Regions from separate parts of the Homo sapiens genome. Here all the other regions are linked to region 4. A link is a contact called in ENCODE Hi-C data. All regions are on one chromosome and are shown on one strand. Each heading gives the region's core, a stretch centred on a gene start or an enhancer-like site at or near the end of the contact. The rest is flanking DNA. Distances are from core to core; before and after follow the strand shown. Region 1 holds the start of ARF1 (ARF GTPase 1). Region 2 holds the start of SPRTN (SprT-like N-terminal domain). Region 3 holds the start of ARV1 (ARV1 fatty acid homeostasis modulator). Region 4 holds the start of CCSAP (centriole, cilia and spindle associated protein).

Evidence for each region. A loop is a pair of places that touch in the nucleus more often than their neighbours do. Pooled maps may share reads with other maps.
Region 1: a loop to region 4 is called in a pooled map, with 8 times the contacts of the local background. The contact joins the promoter of ARF1 here to the promoter of CCSAP in region 4. A Hi-C loop is called at or near these places in 9 of 50 pooled maps.
Region 2: a pooled map shows a loop between it and region 4 (6-fold over the local background). The contact joins the promoter of SPRTN here to the promoter of CCSAP in region 4. A Hi-C loop is called at or near these places in 6 of 50 pooled maps.
Region 3: a map of B cell shows a loop between it and region 4 (11-fold over the local background). The contact joins the promoter of ARV1 here to the promoter of CCSAP in region 4. A Hi-C loop is called at or near these places in 3 of 168 maps with a recorded cell type or tissue (B cell and naive thymus-derived CD4-positive, alpha-beta T cell), 1 of 37 single-sample maps with no recorded cell type and 8 of 50 pooled maps.

The regions. Positions count from the first base shown.
Region 1 is chr1:228,081,068-228,086,769 of GRCh38, reverse strand. It overlaps ARF1 (ARF GTPase 1), which reads right to left and starts at 4,062. Exons shown (of 5, transcript NM_001658.4): 1 at 4,005-4,062. RefSeq lists silencers at 3,676-3,775, 3,806-4,625, 4,636-4,765.
Region 2 is chr1:231,334,644-231,340,437 of GRCh38, reverse strand. It overlaps SPRTN (SprT-like N-terminal domain), which reads right to left and starts at 2,145. Exons shown (of 5, transcript NM_032018.7): 1 at 1,834-2,145; 2 at 570-669. The coding sequence starts at 2,054. EXOC8 (exocyst complex component 8) reads left to right here and starts at 2,586. Exons shown (of 1, transcript NM_175876.5): 1 at 2,586-5,794. The coding sequence starts at 2,693. The coding sequence ends at 4,870. RefSeq lists silencers at 861-910, 2,982-3,151 and enhancers at 659-1,533, 1,932-2,131, 1,534-2,408, 2,712-2,771, 2,812-2,861 and 1 more.
Region 3 is chr1:230,977,268-230,983,171 of GRCh38, reverse strand. It overlaps ARV1 (ARV1 fatty acid homeostasis modulator), which reads right to left and starts at 4,078. Exons shown (of 6, transcript NM_022786.3): 1 at 3,893-4,078. The coding sequence starts at 4,066. TTC13 (tetratricopeptide repeat domain 13) reads left to right here and starts at 4,311. Exons shown (of 23, transcript NM_024525.5): 1 at 4,311-4,612. The coding sequence starts at 4,342. RefSeq lists an enhancer at 3,847-4,146 and silencers at 4,427-4,686, 4,707-4,996.
Region 4 is chr1:229,340,114-229,346,199 of GRCh38, reverse strand. It overlaps CCSAP (centriole, cilia and spindle associated protein), which reads left to right and starts at 3,153. Exons shown (of 4, transcript NM_145257.5): 1 at 3,153-3,288; 2 at 3,687-4,101. The coding sequence starts at 3,735. RefSeq lists silencers at 1,704-1,998, 2,845-3,704, 3,905-4,104.

The sequences.
Region 1 (5,702 bases), core at 2,813-5,312, 1.3 Mb after region 4:
AGAACTCAGAAAAACACTAAAGGTTACTGGTTTTTCATAAAGGATGTTACAAAGGATACAGATGGAGAGATGCAGTGGGCGGTGTATGAGGGAAGAGACACGGCGCTACCTTTCCCTCCTGGCTGTGCCATTCTCCAGGAACCTCCATGAATTCAGCTTTCTGGAAGCTCTCTGAAAACCCAGGCAGGCCTTTCGGGTATTTCCCATCAACAAGGAATTTCATGCTGTTTCTTTTTTTTCTTTTTTTTTTTTTTGAGACAAAGTCTCGCTCTGTTGCCCAGGCTGGAGTGCAGTGGCGCGATCTCTGCTCCCTGCAAGCTCCACCTCCCGGGTTCACGCCATTCTCCTGCCCCAGCCTCCCGGGTAGCTGGGACTACAGGTGCACACCACCACACCTGGCCTATTTTTTTGTATTTTTAGTAGAGTCGGGGTATCACCATGTTCGCCAGGATGGTCTCAATCTCCTGACCTCATGATCCACCCGCCTCAGCCTCCCAAAGTGCTGGGATTACAGGCGTGAGGCACTACGCCCAGCCTCATGCTGTTTCAAAATTGTACTTAAGTGTGGTTCAGTCTGAACATTCCTTTGTACAAATGTGGAAACACGGGGCTGTAGATGCTGTTAACTACTGAAGGCAAAAGTGTGACTTCATGGTATAGGTGTGATTGATTAAATTATTGGCTATTGGTGACCAGCTCAATCTTCAGTCCCTCTCCACTCTGGGAAAATTGGAGGGTGGGGCTGAAACCCTCTAATCCTGCCTTGGCCCTGTGACTAGCCCTACCCTGAAGTTTCGTAGGGGCTGCCCATCACTGGTCAACTCATTAGGGTACAAAAAGACATCATCACTTCGGAGATTCCAAGTATTTTAGCCAGGAAATGGGAGGCAGGCCAGATATGTATTTTGCAATCCACAACTATAGACTTCTAACTTCCTGAAATGTTCATGGACTGAATCAACTCTCCTGTCCACTTCATGCTGTACACCAGCAGTGAGCCCTGGGCCTCAAGGGTGTGGGAGAATGTCTGCCTTCTAAACAGAATCATTTTCAATTGCTGTGCCTGTGAAAATCTGCCTGCCTTTTATGCTTTCCCTGTCTCTTCTCTTGTCATTTAGGCTTCTCCTGTTATCAGGGCCTGTAAGAAGCACCACCCTTCCCAGTCTGTTGGCTGACAACCGGCTGCAAGCCCTTGTTACCACTGTGTGAGAACCAGGAAACCAGGATTAGTCAAGGACTTTATGGCTTATCAGCCAGCCTCACTGTCTCCCCATCCCTGTAGGTGGCTGAGTGACAGGACCCTGGGGGAGGACCTGAGAGCCTCCTGGGAACAAAGAGCATCCAGGACATGTCTGTCAAGTCGCTAACAAGGTCATCTGACCCACCTGAGAATGTGAAACTACCTATCTGGACGGTGCGGCAGCTGCGCAGCTGTAAGGCAATAAATGCAACTATGCCTTAGAGAGCTTGTAACAATCACAGGAGAATATTAACCTGAGGATGAAGGCAAGTCCTGGAATCCCAACATGAAGGGGCCAAATCTTTTCCAAAAGACCACTTCAGACGCTACGGGCAGAATGCCCCTACCAACCATCCACGCCAATGAGGAGCAGGCACAACACAGAAAACACAAGTTCTCATAATTTAAGATCCCCACTGCGAGGCCTTTTCGTGTTTCTCTCCCAATTATCTTTGACAGTGCACTCTATTTCCTTTCACCCTCTTGAATTTACGGAGGTGAAAGGTCAAGGGGAGAGAATGCCTATGAGAGACAGTATGGGCCCGCCAGCCCAGGCTGGCTGCAGCCTCTTGCTCAGGAGAATGGTCACAGCTCAGGAAGAAGTGTGTAGGAAAGCTTGGTGGAGCCTGGCCTGTGAGTAACAGCAGGTTTAAATACACCAAGGAGACATTTAATTTGAAGAATCTAAAAAGAACTGCTTCAGTTCTCTGAAACCATGGTCATATACTACTCCACGTGTGAACTTGCACAAGTTTTTTTCTCTTAGGTCTACTTCCATGATCACCGCAGCGGCTGACAGTCCATATTAAATTCTACTGAACTGAAAAATGAAAGGTCAAATGCATCTTCCTATAGTTTCAAGCCTGTCTGGTCCGTAGGGGCAGATGAGCAGTTGAAGATGTCTGAATGTCCTCTCCATATTGTGCAAGAGGTACAGCCCATAGCTAGACCACATGATGTACAAAACCAGAACTGTGAGGGGCACAGAACCAGTTTTTGCTTTTCACTCACAGTCATTGTGTGACTCAGCTGTTGTCCAAACCAACTGTTTCAAATCTTTTTCAACTAGCAAATCCGAAAATCTGCCTCACAGGCAACAGCATATTCCTACTGCTGCAGTGATTTGGATTTATTTTCAACAAGATACGCCTGAAGACAAGTGACAGCTATTCTCCAGTCTACCAACATGTGAAAACATGGACAACACACTCTAACAATGTGTCCAATGAGATGTGTGACTAACATTTACACTACTCAATTCTTCTCAATTTTGGACCCAGCTAATAGTACGGCATTTCAGGACCTTATGGTTCTGGCTACCTAGGCAGTGCTGGTGAAAATTCAAATTAAATGAGGACACCATCCATGCGGTCACACGTGTTAGACAATGGCTAACGCAACAGCAGAGGGCCACAGGGGCCGCACACAACTGCACCGCGGCATCTCACACTCCTCCCAACACACTGCGGAAAACGCCAGAACCACCAGCCTTGCAACAGCCGGCAAAGAAAACTGCTGACCACTAGTTCTGAAACAAGAACTACAACTGCCCACTCCAACAGGGGCAGTGGCACCAACTCTACAGCTCTCAACTAGGCGGCGACTTCGGGGACCATCCAAAGCCTCCGACCTCCCTTCTTTTCCTGCCCGCGATTCCGAGTGCATTTCTGCTCAATTCCTGCAAAGCAGCAACTGGCTGCCTGGACTGAAAGGGAGTGCCAGGAGGTGCCGTCGGAATGGTTATTTAACACTCTAGGTGCGCACGGCTGTCCAGCCCCAATCTCACACGCCGTAACCACCCAGGCTGTGCTCCGAGAGAGCGCTGGGGCCGGCCTCTGCGGCCTAGAGTCTGCGAGCAGGTCGTTCCGCAGGCAGGTTAAAGATTCAGGTAGGTTAAAGATTCACCAGCTCAGAAGAGGCCTTCTTATCTACTGCCGACAACGTCAAGGAAACCACCCTGGAGTTAAAGCGAAGATCGACCGGCCCTCTGGAGGCCACCGGTGCCCTGAGTGCTGACCCCAAATTGCGTCTCACTGGTGTGAAGGGAGGCACTCTGGGCTCCCCCGGAGGTCCACGCATTCCGTTCAGCAGACAGGGAAGGGCACGGGGTTCCTGTCCACCTGCCCGCCCGCTCTCACCACCCCTGACCCGGTACCGTCTTCACAGCAAACACGAACTGGATGGAGTCGGGAGGCGAAGATGCAAGCCCCCACCACCTACATGACCTTGACGGCGTCTCAGGCCGCCCGAGCCTCAGTTTCCCGGTCCCCGAGGCGGGGGTCCGCCCGGATGCCGCTCGCTCGCCTGTACTCGGGTGGGGGAGGCCCCACGACCCCCACCGGCCCCCGCGGCCGCTAATCCCAACCGTCCACGCGCGGGCGGCCTCGGGAAACGAGAAAGGCAGAGGCGAGGGAAGCAGGAAGCCCAGGTTTCCTGGAGAAGAGCCCGGCGTCCAAGCGGACTTCCGGGCGACGGGCGGGGGCAGGGACAGGCAGAGGAGGACAAGCGGCCGCGAGCGACTTCGGGAACCTGTGAGGGGTGCGAGGAGCTCACCGACCCGCCCGTCCGCCCAGCCCCGACTCCGGCCGGGCCCCAGCCTCAGCCCGGCCCGTCTGCGTCCGCCCCCGGCCCGGCCCTGTCGCCGCCGCCGCCGCGGGGGTCGACGTGCCCTTCGCGAACCTCAAGTCGCCCCGAGGCCAGTCCCCAGCCCCCGCCGGCTCCAACGTCTCTGCGGCCCACACCGGCCCGCGCCCCTCGCCCTCACCTCAGAGGCTGCTGCTCCGAGCCAGGCGTTGGTTTTGCTCCCACAAGATGGCGGCTCTGACGGCGGCCACGTCAGCGCCTCCGGGCGCGGGGCACGCCGGGTAAGGGGCGGAGACGCCGGGAACTCCGCCCACCGTGCGCCCGCGACGCAGGCGCGCTGGCTCCGGTAGGGCTGCAGGGGGCGGGGCCGGGGACACCCTGCCCCGGGCCGCGGTCTTAGCTCGCGCGCACCCTAGGGGCGCGCACCCGTCTGCGCCTGCGCCTGTGAGTCTTCCGCGAAGACAGCCTGTGGCTCACTCCCGCCCGTTTGGCGTATTTGGAGACTGAGGCCCGGGGGGCTCCTGCAGCAACTGGAGCTGCGGGGCTGGTTGCCACCTTCCTCCTCCCACACCCGGCAGTCACCGGGAGGCCTCGGGGACTGCGTGAGGACGGGGGTGCGAGGCGCCCCTCGCCGGGGTTGGGGTTCCTGGCTCCCAGGCTGCGCGGGTCCACGTGCCCCGGCCCTGTGGAAACCTGTGGCACTCGCGGGGCCACGGCGGAAGGTCCGAAGGCGGGAGGCTTGCTGTGTCCCCGCACTGGCCTCGGCGCCCCGGCGGCCGCAGTGACGCGCGGGCTCATACCTGGGCCCGGAGCAGACGCCGGGGAGCTGGCCGCAGATGAAGCAAAGGAGGAGGTGGCCTGGGGACCCCGGGGTGAGGCGGGGGCCGTGGGGGTGGGGCCCAGGGTTGGGGACGGCCGCCCAGAAGGGAGGTCACAGTGGTCTCTAATGAGCTGGCCTTTAAGCTGAGATCCAGTTGAGGCGGAGGAGATCCCGCTCTCAGGCACCTGAACAGAGGACCGTTGCAGTCCCTCTGTGTTCCGTGTGCTGGAGGCCTGGCTCTGCCCACCACCCTCAGGTCTTCTTGCCTCTTCCCTTGTGCTGCTGTGAGGGGTTGGGCTTGTGGGAAAGTGTCCCTGCAGCACAGTGCCCTGGGTATTGTGGAGGTCGGGAATCAACCTGATTTGTGCAGGCCGAGGCCCGGGGGCAGGGCCTGAGGGGTGGGATCACTGGGCCTGGCCCAGGCCTCCTGCGCCCCTTTGCTGCCCCCATCACCTACGTTGCTTGCCCCTTGGGCAGGGCGTCCTCACTGCCTCTGGAGGCTGCGATGGGCAGATCTCTCCCCCAGGGCTGCACCTGCGGGGGCTACGAAGGTCCCCAAAAGCGGTGACCCTCCTGCCCCCAAATTTAGTCCCTTTTTCTGCCTGGGGCTCCCTTCCGAAATCTCACCTCTGTGAAGCTGTGGCAGGGTTGTCTGTTTAGGGGAAGGACGTCTCCCACCCTACAGGCATCTCAGATACTCTTGGAAAGCCCCAGGGAGGGTTGTGGATGCCTGTGGAACCTTCTGGTTGTGCTGCCTCTCCCTGCTCAGCCAGAGCGGGGCCATGTGCGGACATTTCACGGGGGTTACATGTGGTTATGGCCTCTTTAGGGCTGAAGGGACCTGGCTTTGGTTCTCTGCTGGCAGAGCGTGGCCAGGGGTGGCTCCAGGGTCACTGAGCGGGGATTGTGTGGGAACCAGAGCCTGCCTCCCCTTCCTTTAAAATACTTTTTATTTATTTATTTATTTTTGAGATGGAGTCTTGCTCTGTCGCCCATACTGGAGTGCAGTGACACAATCTTGGCTCACTGCAATCTCCGCCTCCCGGGTTCAAGCAATTC
Region 2 (5,794 bases), core at 896-3,395, 2.0 Mb before region 4:
AACACATGAACATAAACAGGGCTGTTGTAAAATCAAAACAGATAATATACCTAGAAGGCTTTTATTTTTTTGAGACAGAGTCTTGCTCTGTCACCCAGGCTGGAGTGCAGTGGCGCGATCTCGGCTCATTGCAAGCTCCGCCTCCTCAGTTCATGCCATTCTCCTGCCTCAGCCTCCCGAGTAGCTGGGACTACAGGCGCCGGCCACCACGCCCGGCTAATTTTCTGTATTTTTTTTTTTGTAGAGACGGGGTTTCACCGTGTTGGCTAGGATGTTTTTGATCTTCTGACCTCGTGATCCGCCCGCCTCGGCCTCCCAAAGTGTCGGGATTACAGGCGTGAGCCAGCGTGCCCGGCCCCTAGAAGCCTTTTTTTTGTTTTTTTTTTTTTTACTATGAAGCACTATAAAAAACATAAGGTGTTCATTATTGTTTGCCCCATAATTCAAGCTTTCACTGAGGGCAAAGTGACTTTTTTTAACGATACATACAGGCGAATTCACAGCAGTCTAAATCATTGACAAGTATTTGTAAATTACTGCGCTAGGAAGCAAGTTTACACGAAAAATACCTCTACAAGATCCTTTCTTGGCCTCAACTTCAAAAGGGGTTCGCTGAGACGGATGGAACACATTCCACCCTTCCCTTCATAGCTGCATATCCCAGCACACCTAGAAAACAATCACCATAAAAATGTGTTACATTGGCCAAATATGCCCAAGTCCTTACACATTCTTGGGCAGTTCACACTAACTCAGTTGGCAGATGGCTTTCATGAAAGTATACCCCCCTTGGTTAGCAGATACTTGCATTTCACCTAATTAATTAGTTACAACCCCCGCGGGCGCCTCCCGCGATGGCTCCGATCCCCGCCGGGCAAGGAAGGAAAGCAGCGTGCTCTCACCACCCTGCTTGAGAAGGTGGAAGGCTGCAGGCACCTGCTAGAGACGCCAGGACCGTACCTGGTGTACAACGGGGACCTAGTGGAATACGATGCGGACCACATGGCCCAACTGCAGCTCCCCTTGCCCTAGCTAGGCTGCAACAGCTCAAAGGCAATCCTATTCTGCTACTCCCAGTCTCCTTCCGACAAGTTACAGTTCGGTGTTATTAACAAGCAGATATCTCCAGTAGCATATCTCCAAAATCATAACAGACGCCTGTATAAAGGAAATTGGTACTTTAAACACAATTTAATATCATATCTTAATTTGTTTGACAGTAGGTTGTTTTCTATCAACTCAAAAACAAGCATGCTGGGATACAACTGTATCTTAAACTTAACCCTGTTCACGTGCAGGAGTAGATTATTATTTCAAATAGGGATTTCTGAAATTTAGCGTGTAGAAAAAGAATCGTTTTAAAAGCATCACTGAAGATCCCCAATGCAACACACGAGCTAACTAAAGTGGGTTTCCTAACGGGAATAGAGGAGGAGAACACACATCCTTTGGCAGTTACTCTGCGTCCTCAGCACTTTCTTAGGTGCAGATTTGGTTGCTTCTCCCTTCTGGGTCCTACAGCACTATCATAAGGCAAATCAGGAACTTGTTATTTTCAAGTGAAGTGAGATTCAAATAAAAATCTCTTTTTTGTTACGGCCCTGAGTCCAACCGTGGCGGTGTGGTCTACACAGCTTTCTTATTGTTCGAGTGGGAGAAAAGGTAAGGAAGACAGAAACACGCCGAGGCAGGAATTGCCAGGTCCAAAACCAGACTCCCCTCATTTAACGCCCCCTGGGACCGTCGGACTAGAGAAAGGAGAGAAAACCAGGGCCGGGGGCTGCAGGAAAGCTGCCAGTCCCGCCTCTTTCCCCAGCGGGGCTCGGAACTCACAGGGTCATTCGCACGCTCCACTTCACCTCGACGGCCTCCAGCTGGCCCCAGAAGAATTGGTCGTTAAACTGAACAAACAGTGCCTGCAAGTCCGGTGTGGGGTCCACCAACTCCCACGACGCGTCCACTAGCGACAGGGACTCCTGGGCATGATCGCGCTCCGCCTCCTGCAAGTTCCACTCCTCCTGAAGCCGCAGTGCCAACATCAAGTCATCATCCATCGTTGCCAGGATCACAGGCGGGGTCCGCCGGCGTCAGGCTGGCTCCCCAGTTACGCCGCGACCCCAAGCCGCCTAGCCGAGGACCAGGACTAGCTCCTAGGAGATGCCGGCTCTCGAGACGGCCCGTCAATCCCGCGAGAGTTCGCGGAAACGCGCTTGAGAACGAGAACGGAGCTTACCCCAAACGCCGAAGCCAAGATTCTAGGGCTTTAAAAAAAGCAGTCAGCATGACACCTCCTAGTGGGCGCAGAACCTGGGCTCACAGGGCTCGGGCCCTACGAAGCTTTCAGGAAGCTAGTTTCAGCCTTTACTCTTTGCCGGTTATTTCAAACCTCAACGTCACGCTCGGTTCATGCGCAGTACCGAAATTTCTCTCGGCCTCTCCCTCCCCTCACTTCCGCAATAGCTCATCTTGCGCATGCGCTTTAACCGATGGCATTGCTGCGCAGGCGCAATGTCTGCGCTCGGCCCACTTGCGCAGGCGCAGTGTCTGACGCTCAGACCCGGCGCAGGCGTACTCGTCTCGTTCCCATTCCTGCTTCCTCAGCCCAGGAGCTCGGTTGGCCTTGGGTGGGTCTAGACAGCCGCGGCGGCTGCGGCGCCGATAGTGACAGTGAGTGCGTGAGACCCGGAGAGAAATGGCGATGGCGATGTCGGACAGTGGGGCGAGCCGCCTGCGTCGGCAGCTGGAGTCAGGGGGTTTTGAGGCGCGGCTGTACGTGAAGCAGCTCTCGCAGCAGTCGGATGGGGACCGGGACCTCCAGGAGCACCGGCAGCGCATCCAGGCGCTGGCGGAGGAGACGGCGCAGAACCTGAAGCGCAACGTCTACCAGAACTACCGGCAGTTCATAGAGACGGCCCGCGAGATCTCCTACCTGGAGAGCGAGATGTACCAGCTCAGCCATTTGCTGACCGAGCAGAAAAGCAGCCTGGAGAGCATCCCGCTTACGTTGCTGCCTGCCGCTGCTGCCGCCGGAGCCGCCGCCGCCTCTGGAGGGGAGGAGGGAGTCGGTGGGGCGGGGGGCCGAGACCACCTCCGAGGCCAGGCCGGCTTTTTCTCCACCCCCGGGGGTGCCTCCCGCGACGGCTCCGGTCCAGGCGAGGAAGGAAAGCAGCGCACTCTCACCACCCTGCTTGAGAAGGTGGAAGGCTGCAGGCATCTGCTGGAGACGCCGGGACAGTACTTGGTGTACAATGGGGACCTAGTGGAATACGATGCGGACCACATGGCCCAACTGCAGCGGGTGCACGGCTTTCTCATGAACGATTGCTTGTTGGTGGCTACCTGGCTGCCTCAGCGGCGTGGGATGTATCGCTACAACGCTCTCTATTCCCTAGATGGTTTGGCCGTAGTCAATGTCAAGGACAACCCGCCCATGAAGGACATGTTCAAGCTGCTTATGTTCCCCGAGAGCCGTATTTTCCAGGCCGAAAATGCTAAAATCAAACGAGAGTGGCTGGAAGTGCTGGAGGACACCAAGAGGGCCCTCAGTGAGAAAAGGCGAAGGGAGCAGGAGGAGGCAGCGGCCCCTCGAGGGCCACCCCAAGTGACTTCCAAGGCCACTAACCCATTTGAGGATGACGAAGAAGAAGAACCAGCTGTTCCTGAGGTAGAGGAAGAGAAGGTGGACCTCTCCATGGAATGGATCCAGGAGTTACCTGAAGACCTGGATGTCTGCATTGCGCAGAGAGACTTTGAAGGGGCGGTTGACCTGCTGGATAAATTGAACCATTACCTGGAAGATAAACCTAGCCCACCTCCTGTAAAAGAACTAAGGGCCAAAGTGGAGGAGCGAGTTCGACAGCTCACTGAGGTGCTAGTTTTCGAACTCTCCCCAGATCGTTCCCTGAGAGGTGGTCCGAAGGCTACTCGCAGAGCAGTTTCGCAACTGATCCGGCTGGGCCAGTGCACGAAGGCCTGTGAGCTATTTTTGAGAAACAGGGCAGCCGCTGTTCATACTGCAATTCGTCAGCTTCGCATCGAAGGTGCCACTTTACTCTATATTCATAAGCTGTGCCATGTCTTCTTTACCAGCCTTCTCGAGACTGCAAGAGAATTTGAGATCGATTTTGCAGGCACTGACAGCGGCTGCTACTCTGCCTTTGTGGTCTGGGCAAGATCAGCCATGGGCATGTTCGTGGATGCTTTTAGCAAGCAGGTGTTTGATAGTAAGGAGAGCCTCTCTACAGCAGCTGAGTGTGTAAAAGTGGCTAAGGAGCATTGCCAGCAACTGGGTGATATCGGACTGGATCTCACCTTCATCATCCATGCCCTTCTGGTGAAAGACATCCAAGGGGCCTTGCACAGTTACAAAGAAATCATCATTGAAGCCACTAAACATCGCAACTCTGAAGAGATGTGGAGGAGGATGAACTTGATGACGCCAGAAGCCCTGGGTAAGCTCAAAGAAGAGATGAAAAGTTGTGGGGTAAGTAACTTTGAGCAGTACACAGGGGATGACTGCTGGGTGAACCTAAGTTACACAGTGGTTGCTTTCACCAAACAGACCATGGGCTTCTTGGAAGAGGCCCTGAAGCTGTATTTCCCAGAGCTGCACATGGTACTTTTGGAGAGCCTGGTGGAAATCATTTTGGTTGCTGTTCAGCATGTGGATTATAGTCTTCGATGTGAGCAGGATCCAGAGAAGAAAGCTTTTATCAGACAGAATGCATCCTTTTTATATGAAACAGTCCTCCCTGTGGTGGAGAAAAGGTTTGAAGAAGGTGTGGGGAAACCTGCCAAGCAACTCCAAGATCTGAGGAATGCATCTAGACTTATTCGTGTGAATCCTGAAAGTACAACATCAGTGGTCTAATGCTTGGGTCTGTTTATATGTGTATATATGCAGAGAGAGAGCTTATATATTATTTATATTTATATTAAGTTGTATTAGCATACTCTATAGTTTCAAACACAACTTGAAAATTAAAAGTGCCCTCTTAAAAATACAAAAATCAAAAAGAGGAAAATAAGTTAAATTAAGCCCAAGTAACAAAAATACTGGAATTATTAAAACGTATAGTATGCTAGCTATCCTTTTAAATTATGCTAATTCTCTTCTTCTGAAATTATGGTCACACTATATACTATAGCATTTCGGTTTTATCCTTTGATAAAACTTTTCTTTTTTCTTTTTTTTTTTTGAGACAGGGTCTCACCCCGTCGCACAGGCTGGAGTGCAGTGGCAAAGTCTCGACTCACTGCAGCCTTGACCTCCCGGGCCCAGGTAGTCCTCCCACCTCAGCCTCCCATGTAGCAGGAACCACAGGCAGGCACCACCATACCCAGCTAATTTTTGTATTTTTTGTAGAGATGGGGTTTCGCCATGTTGCCCAGGCTAGTCTTTTCTTTCTTCTTTTTTTTTTTCCCCACAGTATATATTATACAGCAGTCATAATATCTATAAATACATAGAGTTTATGTTGTGAAGTTTCCCAGTTCACTGAAATGTTAGGTTTCCTAAAGGGTACAGTGCCGTATAAAACAACCTGCCTCATATATTTCTCCTCAAAACGTTGGACTATTTGGGAAAAGGAAAAGAGTTGGGAAAATTGGTTTTAAGGTAAGTTTTAGTCAAAAGAATTCTTTCTTGAAACTAGCTGGTTTGTGGATTCAGATACTCTGATCCTTACAGAATCCAAGAGGAAGCTTTCATAAAAACAATTCAGCAAATATTTCCAATATAATTTGAATGGCTAATTTTCAGTTGCTAATTAATTAGCAGCTTTGTAATACTTGA
Region 3 (5,904 bases), core at 2,829-5,328, 1.6 Mb before region 4:
AAGTACTGGGATTACAGGCATGAGCCACCGTGCTAGGCCGAAAGTACTGTATCTTTAAGCGTACTTATAATAAATTGTGAAGAGCTGAAGCAGCAGGATTGGTTAAAAGCAAGGGACACATGATATATTAGAGGAAAGTCAGAGAAACACAGAAAGGCAAGCTGGGAGGAATGGCAGTGAAGAAACAAGCAGAGCAAAAGGAAAGGAGATTGGGATGAAAAATACACGTGGGCGATCAGGCTGAGGATCTTGCTGACTCCAAGTTCGGCAGGGAAGAGACCAAAGTATATATGAGTAACCACTTAGAAACTCTGGAGATTATGTCACAACACATGGTCTAATGTTTAAAAACTTCTTACTTTTTGTATCTCAGAGGTTGGAGGGCCTTTAAAATAATTCATTGCTTCATGGTTTAATTTTTTAGTCTGGCATCAACAAAATGATTTTCCCTGAGTCGTGCTATTATGGCCTAAAGTTTAGTATGCATTAGCATGATAGCGACAAGGCCATTAGACACTCTGTCTCATTATGGAATGACTGTGGACAATAACGAATCCATAAAGTACTGTGCCACCATTCAATATTCCAAATATAACTCCAAAGTCCATCTCTTGGGAGAAAGAGTATCATGTTAGGGAACAAAGGGGAGGGGGTAAGTGAATGTTGACCTAAACAGCTATCCAATAATTATTTTGCCTTTCCATAAACAAAATAAACACCTGCTGTTTAGCAAAGGGATTTTGTTAGCTTAATGCCAACAAAAAGAGATTTTTTGTATTATTGAAGACTACTAACTAAAATGCATATACAAATACCAGCTTTTCTTCAGACCATATTCAGTTATGTGGTTATCATCTTCCAAACTGACCATTTAATTGGACCAGTCCAAAAGTTATTAAGTTTAGACCACATATAAGATCTTGTTCTCTTCCTCCTACCTGGATGGCCAAGCATATGCTAATCTAAAAACCTGGAAGTGATACATTTATTCAACAGACATTTACTGAGTGGCTACTAAATGTCAGTCGCTGTTCTGGGTGATACAGCTACATTAATGAATAAAACAGAGAGAATGTCTGTCCTTGTGTAGCTTACTTTCCAGTAGGAGAAGACACACAACATTAAGTCAATTATATACAAGATTACAAGAAGATAGGTGCTATAGAGAAAGATAAAGCTGGGAAGCATATCATACTTTTCAATAGGGTAGTCAGAGTAGACTCTCTGAGATGTTTGAAGGAGGTAAGGGAATTAGTCACGCAGATACCTGATAGAAGAGTGCTCCAGGCATTGTGCAAAGGCCTTGAGGAAGGAACCTGCCTGGTCTGAGAAACACCAGGATGCCAGCGGGACTGCCGGTAAAATAAAGAAGGGAAAGAGTAGCAGGAGACTCCATAGGGCCTTATAAGCCAGTTCAGGGATTCAGGCCTTAACTCTGAGATGGAAAATCATCAGAAAGTTTTGGTCAAAGAGATGATATGATCTAAATTACATTTTTAAAGGATCAGTCCCTGGCTACTGTGTGGAGAGAAGACTGAAGAGGTACAAGGATGATGTAGGGAGACCAGATAGGAGTTACAACAATAGTTCAGGTAGACATCATGGTGGCTTGGATGAGGATTGTAGCAGCAGGAGTAGTGAGAAGTAGTGGATTCTGAACATAATTTGAAGACAGAACAGGATTTGCTGAATACCTGAATATGGGATGTGAGAGGAAGAGTAGAAATAGGGATGACACCAAGGTTTCTTGGTCTTAGGAGTTAAAATGGTAAAGTTGCCATTAACTGTGATGGGTATATTTGAGCTGTCTATTGAAATCCAAGTGGAGAAGTCAAGTAGGTAGTTGGACATTTAAGTCTGGAGTTCAGGGAAGAGGTTCAGGGTAGAAATATAAATTTGGAAATTGTCAAAATTTTGACGGTATTTAAAGCCATGAGACAGAATGAGCTCTTCAAGGGAAAGCATGCAGACAGAAAGAGGCACGATGACTATGCGTTGGAATACACCATGATTAAGAGGTAAGGGAGGTGAAGCAAAAGCAGAAAGGAGATTGAGGGGTAACAGCCAGTGAAGTAAGAAGACAATAAGAAGAGCACTGAATCCTGGGAAGCGCACACAGCATTTCAAGGAGGAGGAAGTAATGAGGTAAAATGCTGCTGATCATTAACTGAGAATCGACTACTGGATTTAGCAAAGTGGAAGTGGTGATCTTAACAAGAACAGTTTCTAATGAAATGCGGGTGGGAATGTGACTAAAGCAGGTTCAAGAGAAACTAGGAAAGGAAATAGACAGTACAAACATATCTTAGAAGGTCTGCTTTCTAATTAAGAAGAAAAAGAGCAGAAGCTAAAGGGGGAAGTGGCAGCAAGTGTATTTTGTTGGTGGTGTTGGTTTTTTTTTTTTTTTTGATGGAAGAAGTAACAGTATGCATGCTGGTGGGAATGATCCAGCAGAAGGCAGAAGAAGACAGTACAGTAAAGAAATAACAAATGCTAGTATTGGGTTTATGTTGTTGCAAACCTGGTGGAAGTTCTCTTCTGTTTTCGCAGTGGCTCATGCCTGTAACCCCAGCACTTTGGGAGGCCGAGGTGGGTGGATCATTTGAGGTCAGTTCAAGACCAGCCTGGTCAACATGGTGAAACCTGGTCTCTACTAAAAATACAAAAATTAGCCCGGCGTGGTGGTGCAGGCCTGTAATCCCAGCTACTTGGGAGGCTGAGGCAGGAGAATTGCTTGAACTTGGGAGGCAGAGGTTTTAGTGAGCTGAGAGTGCCCCACTGCACTCCAGCCTGGGTGACAGAGGGAAACTCTATCTCAAAAAGAAAGAAAGAAAGAAAAAAAAAACCGAAATAAGATTGCCAGAAATCATGAAAGGCCTATATGAGGTTAATCGTCACAAATTTGTTTTTCCCCAGCAACGTACTGCTGCATGGGTACAGGGACAAGACCAGGCAATATGTTGGATTTAACAAGGGTTGACATTTTGACAAAAGAGGGAAAGTACTTGAGAGAGGAACAGGAAATTGAGGTTGTATGCATCAGAACGTTATGTGGTTGGCAGATTATACAGGTATACACTCAGTTTGTCAATTCTCTTGTATATTACTACAGACCATAATTTACTAAAGAGATTAGAAAATCACAAGATCTGAAATGGGACAAAAATGTACTGTCTATTCTGTGACAGGTTCTTTGCTAATTAATACCCCCAAAGAACCTCCAACTTTGTAGACTCTTTAAACATAAGATTATTCTCTCTGCCGTAAAATAAAGAAGGGAAAGAGTAGCAGGAGACTCCATAGGGCCTTATAAGCCAGTTCAGGGATTCGGGCCTTAACTCTGAGATGGAAAATCATCAGAAAGTTCAAGGTATTCTACGAACACCTTGAAATGAGAATTTTTACTTCCTCACTTTTGGGTTTTGTACCACCAACGTCTAGCATAGTGCTTTGTACACCGTAGACATCCAATAACGACAATTGATGAAACCTTTAAAAAGCATCGTAGGTGAATTCAACATGGGTTGTGGAGGGTAAGGATGGTACCATCTCTCTGTCAAAGGGAGAAGAGCTAGAAGGAAGTAGCTTTGGCATGAACCAAAATGTCAACCTAATTGATCTTTAAATTTCTCTGCAAAATGCCCACATCTACCTCTGTCTGTCGGTCCGGTCCGTTCGCCGGCTTAGGTCATATCACCCAAATATGCCCCAGTATGAGAAAAGCGCTGTCGGGTAGCTGAGTTCTCTATCAGTACAGATATTCATGCAAAGATCCCGGGCGGGAATGTCAACTACCGAACTAAAGACTGTATCAGAGGACCCTGCTCCTCGCGGTCCCCAAATCCCGCCGCGCCATTTTCTTCTCAAGGGCACCCCACACCTGACAACTCACACAGATGGTTATCTTCAGCACACCGTGGTTATAGTCTCGGTACAACTCTTTGGCCTCCTGGTTGCATTCGATGCACCTGTACTGGCAGGAGGCCGAGGCAGCAGTAGGAGTCGCTGCCACCCCATCCACGTTCCCCTTCCCCTGCTGCAGGCCGCTCCGCCCGCCGTTGCCCATTTCCACTCAACTGCAGTCCAGAACTTCCGATTCTGTGGAGGGTAAGACGTCAGACGCCAGACCGGAAGACTTGCGCCGCGCGGGCTTATTGGGATTCGTAGTCCCGGCACCGGCAAGGCGGCCCCGGGCTGGCCGAGCTGGGACTACCATTCCCAGCACACAATGCTTCTCCCCTTGTCCCGCCCCCTTGCCACGGTCCACCTGCCCGCCGTAGGTTAGAGGCGGGGAGGCCTGAGAGCCGGGCAAGGGCTGTCGCGCATGCGCCTTGAGGGAAGATGGCACCTGCCGGCTGCTGCTGCTGCTGCTGCTTCTGGGGCGGCGCTGTGGCCGCCGCGGGCGCCGCCCGGCGTGTCCTGCTGCTGCTGCTGCTGGGGGTCCTGTCCGCCGGGCTGCGGCCAGGCGCCCTGGCCACCGAGCACTACTCGCCGCTCTCCCTGCTCAAGCAGGAGCTGCAGCACCGGCAGCAGCAGGAGGCCCCGGCGGGCGGCGGCGGCTGCAGCCCGCAGTCCGGGGACTGGGGGGACCAGTACTCTGCCGAGTGCGGCGGTGAGTGGGCGGCGGCGGGCGTCCGAGTCGGCCGGGGCGGCGGGGCAGCGGGGCTGGGGTCCCGGGCCGGGGTACGGGTCGCCCGGGCCTCACGCCTCCGGCTGCGGCGCGCGATCCGCGGGAGCCGGCTCGGCCAGGGGTCCTGGCGGGCAGCTTCCCGCCGCTGCCACCCACGCCGCCGCGCGCCCTCCTGCAGCCGCCTTTGGGCAGGGCGGCGAGTCGAGAAATGAGCTGACAGCATGCTCCTGGGGCCAGGGCGGCCTCTCTCCTGAGTCTGAAGCAACTGTTGGAAGGGTGGCGGAGGAGATGGCAGGTGGCCCGGGGCAGCCCTGTTCCCGCCGCCGGCCTCCCGAGGATGCCGAAGGGGCGAGGGAGGGGCGGGCGGACGAGCAACCAGCCCGGCGGCTTGCGGAGCCCGCCCCCGGAGGGAGACGCCTGGCACATCTTAGGCCTGGAAATCAGGCTTCCTGACCTCCCGGGTTAATGTCTCGTATACAACAGTTCCTAAAAATTGGATCCCTGGAATGGAAAAAAAGAGCAAGCCCATCTTATCTGCTCGTTGACATCTTGCTTCCAGTTGTTTAAGATCAACCTGCGATCTGTCAGGTGTCTCCCAGAGGGAAAAAAGGCCCCTGCAGGCCTTGAGCCTGTGTGTCAGTGCCGTGTGTGTATTGGAGCTACGCCAGCTCATTCATTAAGAATGGGCGCTATTGGCTTCAGTTTAATAAATCATAGCAGATGCCTCTGGGACAAAATACGTGTGTACATTTTTTTGTTTTGAAGTTCTGTCGTGGGTCTTTTTACCCATCAATCTCCTCCCTTTCTCTTTCCCCCTTCTCTATGTGAGTTCCCTTATGGCTTGCTTTGGGAAGGACCGGGGTCTACCGAACCCACTGGGAGATGGTTGCTTTTAAGACTTGGCAGTGGTTTTCTTCGGCATTGTGTACCTGGGAAAACAATACCTTTTTTTTTTAGTTGAGATGAGACGTCAAGATTAGCACAATCTGATTTCCTTTTAGTACAGTCTGACTTCCTTGAGGAAGTGTCACTCACTGAGAGGTTTGTGACTTTTTTATTTTGCGGTAGGCCTTAGCTGGTAACGGCGTAAGTAACACGGCCAGCCTTGCACGGTGGAGAAAGAATGGCATTTACTTACCTCTGTCACTTTCTGTATCTCTGAGCAAGTGAATTACCTGTCTTTGTAAAATGCCTCCTCTGTAAGTGGAAAACACTGTTCACCTAATTGTGGGGTTTTATTTTCCTCACGAGGGTGCTGTGAGGGAAATGAGAAG
Region 4 (6,086 bases), core at 1,904-4,403:
TCCCTCAGCTTGCCAGCCCATCCTATCTCAATAATTTTCTTCTTCTGAGCCAGGGGAGGCCATCCTCCGAGGGCTTCCTCAACTTCCCTCTTCCTTGCTTCTGAGAAAAAGCTGATCTTCCAACTCACATGCTGTGTACCCACTCCTCCTGACTCCTCCCCAATTCACGTGCTCTGTACCCACTCCTCCCACACAGTGCTCCTTCCATCCACTGCCCTCTCCTTCCCATTTGTCTCTGGATGGTGCTGTTCTCTCTCCCTCTCTCTCCCCCCGTCCCCAGCCCCCGACTGCCCCTTCCAAATACAAACATACTCAGGAGACATCCGCTATCTACTTGACACTTTTTATGAATTCCCATGCCAGTGTAGAACCTAGAAAAGCCAGATATTTGCAAGCCTCTCTTGTAAATAGGGTGCAGTCGCTCAGGTTAGAGTGCAGTGGTATGATCTCAGCTTACCTCTGCCTCTCAGGTTCAAGTAATTCTCCTGTCAGCCTCCGGAGTAGCTGGGACTACAAGCATGCACCACCAAGTCCAGCTAATTTTTGTATTTTTAGTAAAAATGAGGTTTCGCCATGTTGGCCAGGTTGGTCTTGAACTCCTGACCTCAGGTGATCCGCCTGCCTTGGCCTCCCAGAGTGCCCTTATATTTGTGTGTGTGTGTGTGTGTGTGTGTTGTGTTGAAGATTGTAAAATATGCCCGCAAATTCCTTCACCCGGTATGCAATCCCTTTTGGAATGTGAATTTGCTGCTCCTCTTATGCAGAAGGGAAGTTCATTTCTCTCCCTTGACTCTTAGCCTTGTGATTTCTTTGAACGTGAGAATGCAGCAGGAGATGTATATGACCTTGAGATGCCAGTCCAGGCTTCTGGAGGATGTGACCAAGACGGCCCAGCCCACAGCCCACCCCACTGCCAGTTATGTAAGGGAGGTGTACTAGTTTGTTTTGTGCTGTTATAAAGGAATACCGGAGGCTGGGTAATTTATAAATAAAACAGGTTTATTTGGCTCATGGTTCTGCAGGCTATACAGGAAGCACAGTGTCAGCATCTGCTTCTGGTGAGGCCTCAGGGAGCTTCCAATCATGGTGGAAGGGGAAGGGGAGCTGTCATGTCACATGGAGAGAGAAAGGGAGTGAGAGAGAGAGAGGAGGACATGCCAGGCTCTTTTTGAACAACAAGCTCTCATGCAAACTAAAAGAGTGAGAACTCACTCGTTACTGAAGAATGGCACCAAGCCATGCATGAGGGATCTGCCCCCATGACCCACACACTTCCCACTAGGCCCCACCTCCAACATTGGGGATCAATTTCAACTTCAGATTTGGAGGAATTATCCCAACTATATCAGGAGGTCATCTTGAAACTTCCAGCCCTGCTGTCTCTCCATCAGAATCCAACTGCGGAGGAACTGCCCAGCTAACCCTCAGAATCATAAGAAATAATAAATCTTAGCTGTTTTAAACCACTGAGTTTTGGAGTGAATTATGCAGCAAAAGCTGAAACCGATGGTGTCCTGCATGTCCCATAGAACTACATATAACCATTTCCCCACCTTATTCAATCTTTATTAAGGCTACTTTGGTTGCAAACATCAGAAACCAACCCCAGCCAGCTTAAACAAAAGGAAAGTGCATTAGAATGTCCCTAATGTAAGTCAAGGAACAGAAAATAAAGTTGGGAAGGGGAGAAATCATGGCGTCCGCGGACTCATTAGCAGCAGGGTATCCTGGAGTTTCCGTCCAGAAAACTGCCATTAACACAATCCCGTGCTAATGATTGGACTAGTAACTTCAAGTTTTCAGAGCAGACGGTCTGACCCGCCCCATTTGGGCCAGTAGCCGCCTCTGAATCATTTAGCTATGATGAGGTGGGCGGTGGTGGTGGGAGGCAGGATGCGGACACGTAGAAAGTAGGTGAATTCGTGGGAATCCTGACGTGGAAGCCGTGAGCGCTACTCACGGCCTGGGCTTGCTTTTTAACTGCTATATATATATTTAGATTTTCCAAAAGTTTTTTCCTTTCAAATCTTTTTGCAGCTACTGTATCAAGGCTCTTTTTTTAAGAAAGGGAAAATAGTGCAGGACCACTTCTGAAACTGTAACAAATGGGGCAACGTTGTATTCTTCTGTACAATGTAACTGGATCTGTGAAGGTTTTTATTTTTTATTTTTTATTTTTTTTGAGACGGAGTCTTGCTCTGTCGCCCAGGCTGGAGTGCAGTGGCGCAATCTAGGCTCACTGCAAGCTCCGCCTCCCGGGTTCACGCCATTCTCCTGCCTCAGGCTCCCGAGTAGCTGGGACTACAGCCGTTCACCACCACGCCGGGCTAATTCTTTTTATTTTTATTTTTTTAGTAGAGATGGGGTTTCACTGTGTTAGCCAGGATGGTCTCGATCTCCTGACCTCGTGAGCCACCCGCCTCGGCCTCCCAAAATGCTGGGATTACAGGCGTGAGCCACAGCGCTCAGCCGGATCTGTGGAGGTTTTATGAGCAAAAAGGGAAAACAGTGCGGGGCCACTTTTGAAACTGTAACAAATGGGGCAACGTTGTATACTTCTGCACAAAGTAACTGGATCTGTGAAGGTTTTATGTGTAAAAAGGGAAAAGAGTGTGGGGCCACTTTTGAAACTGTAACAAATGGGACAACTTTGTATACTTCTGCACAACGTAAGTTAATCTGTCAAGCTTTTATGTGCAAACGAATCTCTGAGCGAGTGAAATGGTTTTGATCAAAATCTAAAAGAATTTGGGGAGTGTAGATATAAAAGGGAGTTAAAGCCAGAGTAACAGGTGTTGTGAACACAGAGAGGAAGAACCGGTAGGTTTCGAGTGAGGACAGAGAGTGTCGCCCCCGGCCGCAGCCTGGGGGGGCTGCATATCTGGAGGGATCATCTCTTGCCCCTAACTGACGACTCCTGCAGAGTGACGCGTGCCTGGGACAGCGTCTGCTGGGACCAGGGTGGACGGGCACCTCAAATAAGTGGGCCAGGGACCTGGGCCTGGGCCCCTCGGACTGGCAGGCACGCCCGCACCCCCGCGCCTCGCGCTCTCTACGGAAGCAGCCGCCCCCACGGAGCGGGCGGAGGCCCGGGGGCCGGGAGCGCGCGTGGAGGCTCCGGGACTGAGGCGGCGCCACCGCCTCCCGCCTGCAGCTGGAGCGCGGGCCGCCGCGGCGACATCTTGCTCAGGAGGAAAGCGCGCGGGAGAGCGAGCTGCGCTTTAGCTGCTGCGCCACGCGCGCCTCGGGCCTGGGCGCAGAGGATCGGCCGGGCGCGGCGGGAAGGAGGTAAGGCAGCCCCGCGGGACCGCACGCCTAGCTCAGGGGACGCCTCCGGAGACCCCAGGACCACCCGATCACGGGCCCCGCCGCTCCCCTCCCTCGCTCCTCCTCCCGCTCAGCCCCAGTCTCCTGCGGTCCCCTCGCCCCAGCCCGCAGCCTCCCTGCCTTCCGCCCACTGAGCAGCCCTCCTCGGCGGCGCGCCCCTCGACCCCAGCAGCCCCGGTCCCCGCCTCTGCTCTTGGTCCCGGCCGCCGGGTGAGGCCGCCCCCGCCCCGCCCCCTCCCCGCCCTCGCCGGGACCCGCCCCCTGCTCCCGTCCGGGCGGGGCTCCGGGTTTAAACGTCGCGGCGGGCAGGGCCGGCGGAGGGGCGGGGCGGCCTCTGTGTCGTGTACCGGGTCCCGTAGGCTGCGGGCAGCGAGGAGCGGCTGGCGCTCGAGGCGGCGGACGGCACCATGTCCCCGGGGAGCGGGGTGAAGAGCGAGTACATGAAGCGCTACCAGGAGCCGCGCTGGGAGGAGTACGGGCCGTGCTACCGCGAGCTGCTGCACTACCGCCTAGGCCGCCGGCTGCTGGAGCAGGCGCACGCGCCCTGGCTCTGGGACGACTGGGGCCCGGCCGGCTCCTCGGAGGACTCGGCGTCGTCAGAGTCGTCGGGCGCCGGGGGCCCCGCACCCCGGTGCGCCCCGCCCTCGCCCCCGCCGCCCGTAGAGCCGGCGACCCAGGAGGAGGCGGAACGGCGGGCGCGCGGGGCCCCGGAGGAGCAGGACGCGGAGGCCGGGGACGCGGAGGCCGAGGACGCGGAGGACGCGGCTCTGCCAGGTACCCGGCCCGGAGGGGAGCGCGAGGGGCCTGCACGCAGGGACGGTTTGCTCTAAGCTCTGAGCAGCTGATCTCTTATTTCTTGCGCCACTCGGGGCTGGCTCTTCCTTTTTTTTTTTTCGGTTGACAGAATCCGTCTCTCTTGACAAAATAGGGAAGGTGGCAGCCTTTGCCACCCTTTATTTCCTTAATTAGGTGGCTTTCGGTCGAGCCAGCGGTGAACTCAATTGAAGCGCCGCTGGCTGAGTCTGGGGTCTTTCCTCGCGGGCCTCTGCGGCTTGGCAAACCTCTGAATCCCATCTTATTTCTTGGCGAACCACTGAGTCCCATCTGCTTATTTCTAGGCGCCCATTTTTGATCAGAGGAGCCCCAGCTTTAATCAGATTCTCAAAGGTAACCCAAAAGGTTAAGAACCACAGAGCTAAGCTTTGTCTGATGAATGGGGCCATTGTTTTCCGTATTAACTCCCCGACCTCGCTACGCTGTCCCTAAAGAATATTTTGCATTTGTTTACGTGGAGTGTTGAATAACTTGGCTGTGAGAGCATCTTTATAAGTGCTAGGGCCTCTCCCCTTCCGTCCCTCCCCATCCTCCCTCGCCTGTCCAGATCCGAAAGCGCCGGTGGCGCTGCGCGTGTTTTCAAGGCATGGCCCCTTCACCTTCTTTCCTGCCCAGAGGCTTGCAGGGCTGGGGACCCAGTTGAACGCCTCAGTACAGCCTGGAGTAACCAATGGTTCCTTCCAGATCACTGGATTTTAAAAAGGCTCGAGTGAGGAAAACATGGAAAATGTATTGGGAGCCTGTTAGACATTCAGTCACTGATCTGGGAATATGTATGTTGTCATTTAATATTCAAAACAATCCCAAAAGAGACCATGTTGTAATCTTTTTTTTTTTTTTTTTTTGAGACGGAGTCTCGCTCTGTGGCCCAGGCTGGAGCGCAGTGGCGCGATCTCGGCTCACTGCAACCTCTGCCTCCCGGATTCACGTCATTCTCCTGCCTCAGCCTCCCGAGTAGCTGGGATTACAGGCACGCGCCACCACGCCCGGCTAATTTTTGTATTTTTAGTGGAGACGGGGTTTCACCATGTTGGTCAGGCTGGTCTCAAACTCCTCACCTCGTGATCCGCCCGCCTCGGCCTCCCAAAGTGTTGGGATTACAGGAGTGAGCCACCATGCCCGGCCCTAATCTCAGTTTTATAGATGAAAAAACGGAAGCTCAGGATCAGTGACTTTATTCATTTATGTGTTTATTTTTGTTTACCCGATTGCAAGCCAATCAGACTCTTCCTGGCTTCTCTGTGAGAGGCTGAGGAGGAGATGAAATTTCGGCTATGAGCCGGGTTGCTTTGCTCTTGGTTTTACCATCTTCAGCTATTTTCAGCTCATCATCGGAGGCAGGGCTGCCTCCTCCCATCATGATGTTACTTGTGAATCCCCACAAATCCTGATGCTTCAGTGATCACTGCTAGAAATGCAAATAACAGAAGGTGGAGGGGGTAGGGAACATGCCTTCCAGATTATTCCTGTGGGTACTGATCTGCTAGCTAAATTGAGATGTACTTTATCAGGCTAAATGGCTTTTCTCTCCCCGATCTTTTATTGTTTGTGATGGAGTTGTCAAATATTTGCATGCAATATAAATACAATTTTTAGGCAGCGTTGTGATATGGATGGTGCCTGTATTTACCAGCTCAGGTAAGCTCTGAGTTCATGATTATTTTGGTTTCCTTAAATATAGCGTCCTCTCAGTTATTTCTTCCCTGCTAACGTTTCTGGTTTAGGCATCAGGAAGAAGAAAGGATGTTTTCTGCTTTCAGGACTCAATCGCAGCATCTTTTGTTTTGCTCCTACCCGTAAGGCCCTCTTGACTCCTGTGTTGCTTGCACAAGATTAAATATCCTGGTTTTTAAGTGGATGGTTTTAAATACTAGTGCAATGAGCACTCTTTTGAGTTTCTATAAAATATAAAATTTTTTACTTTC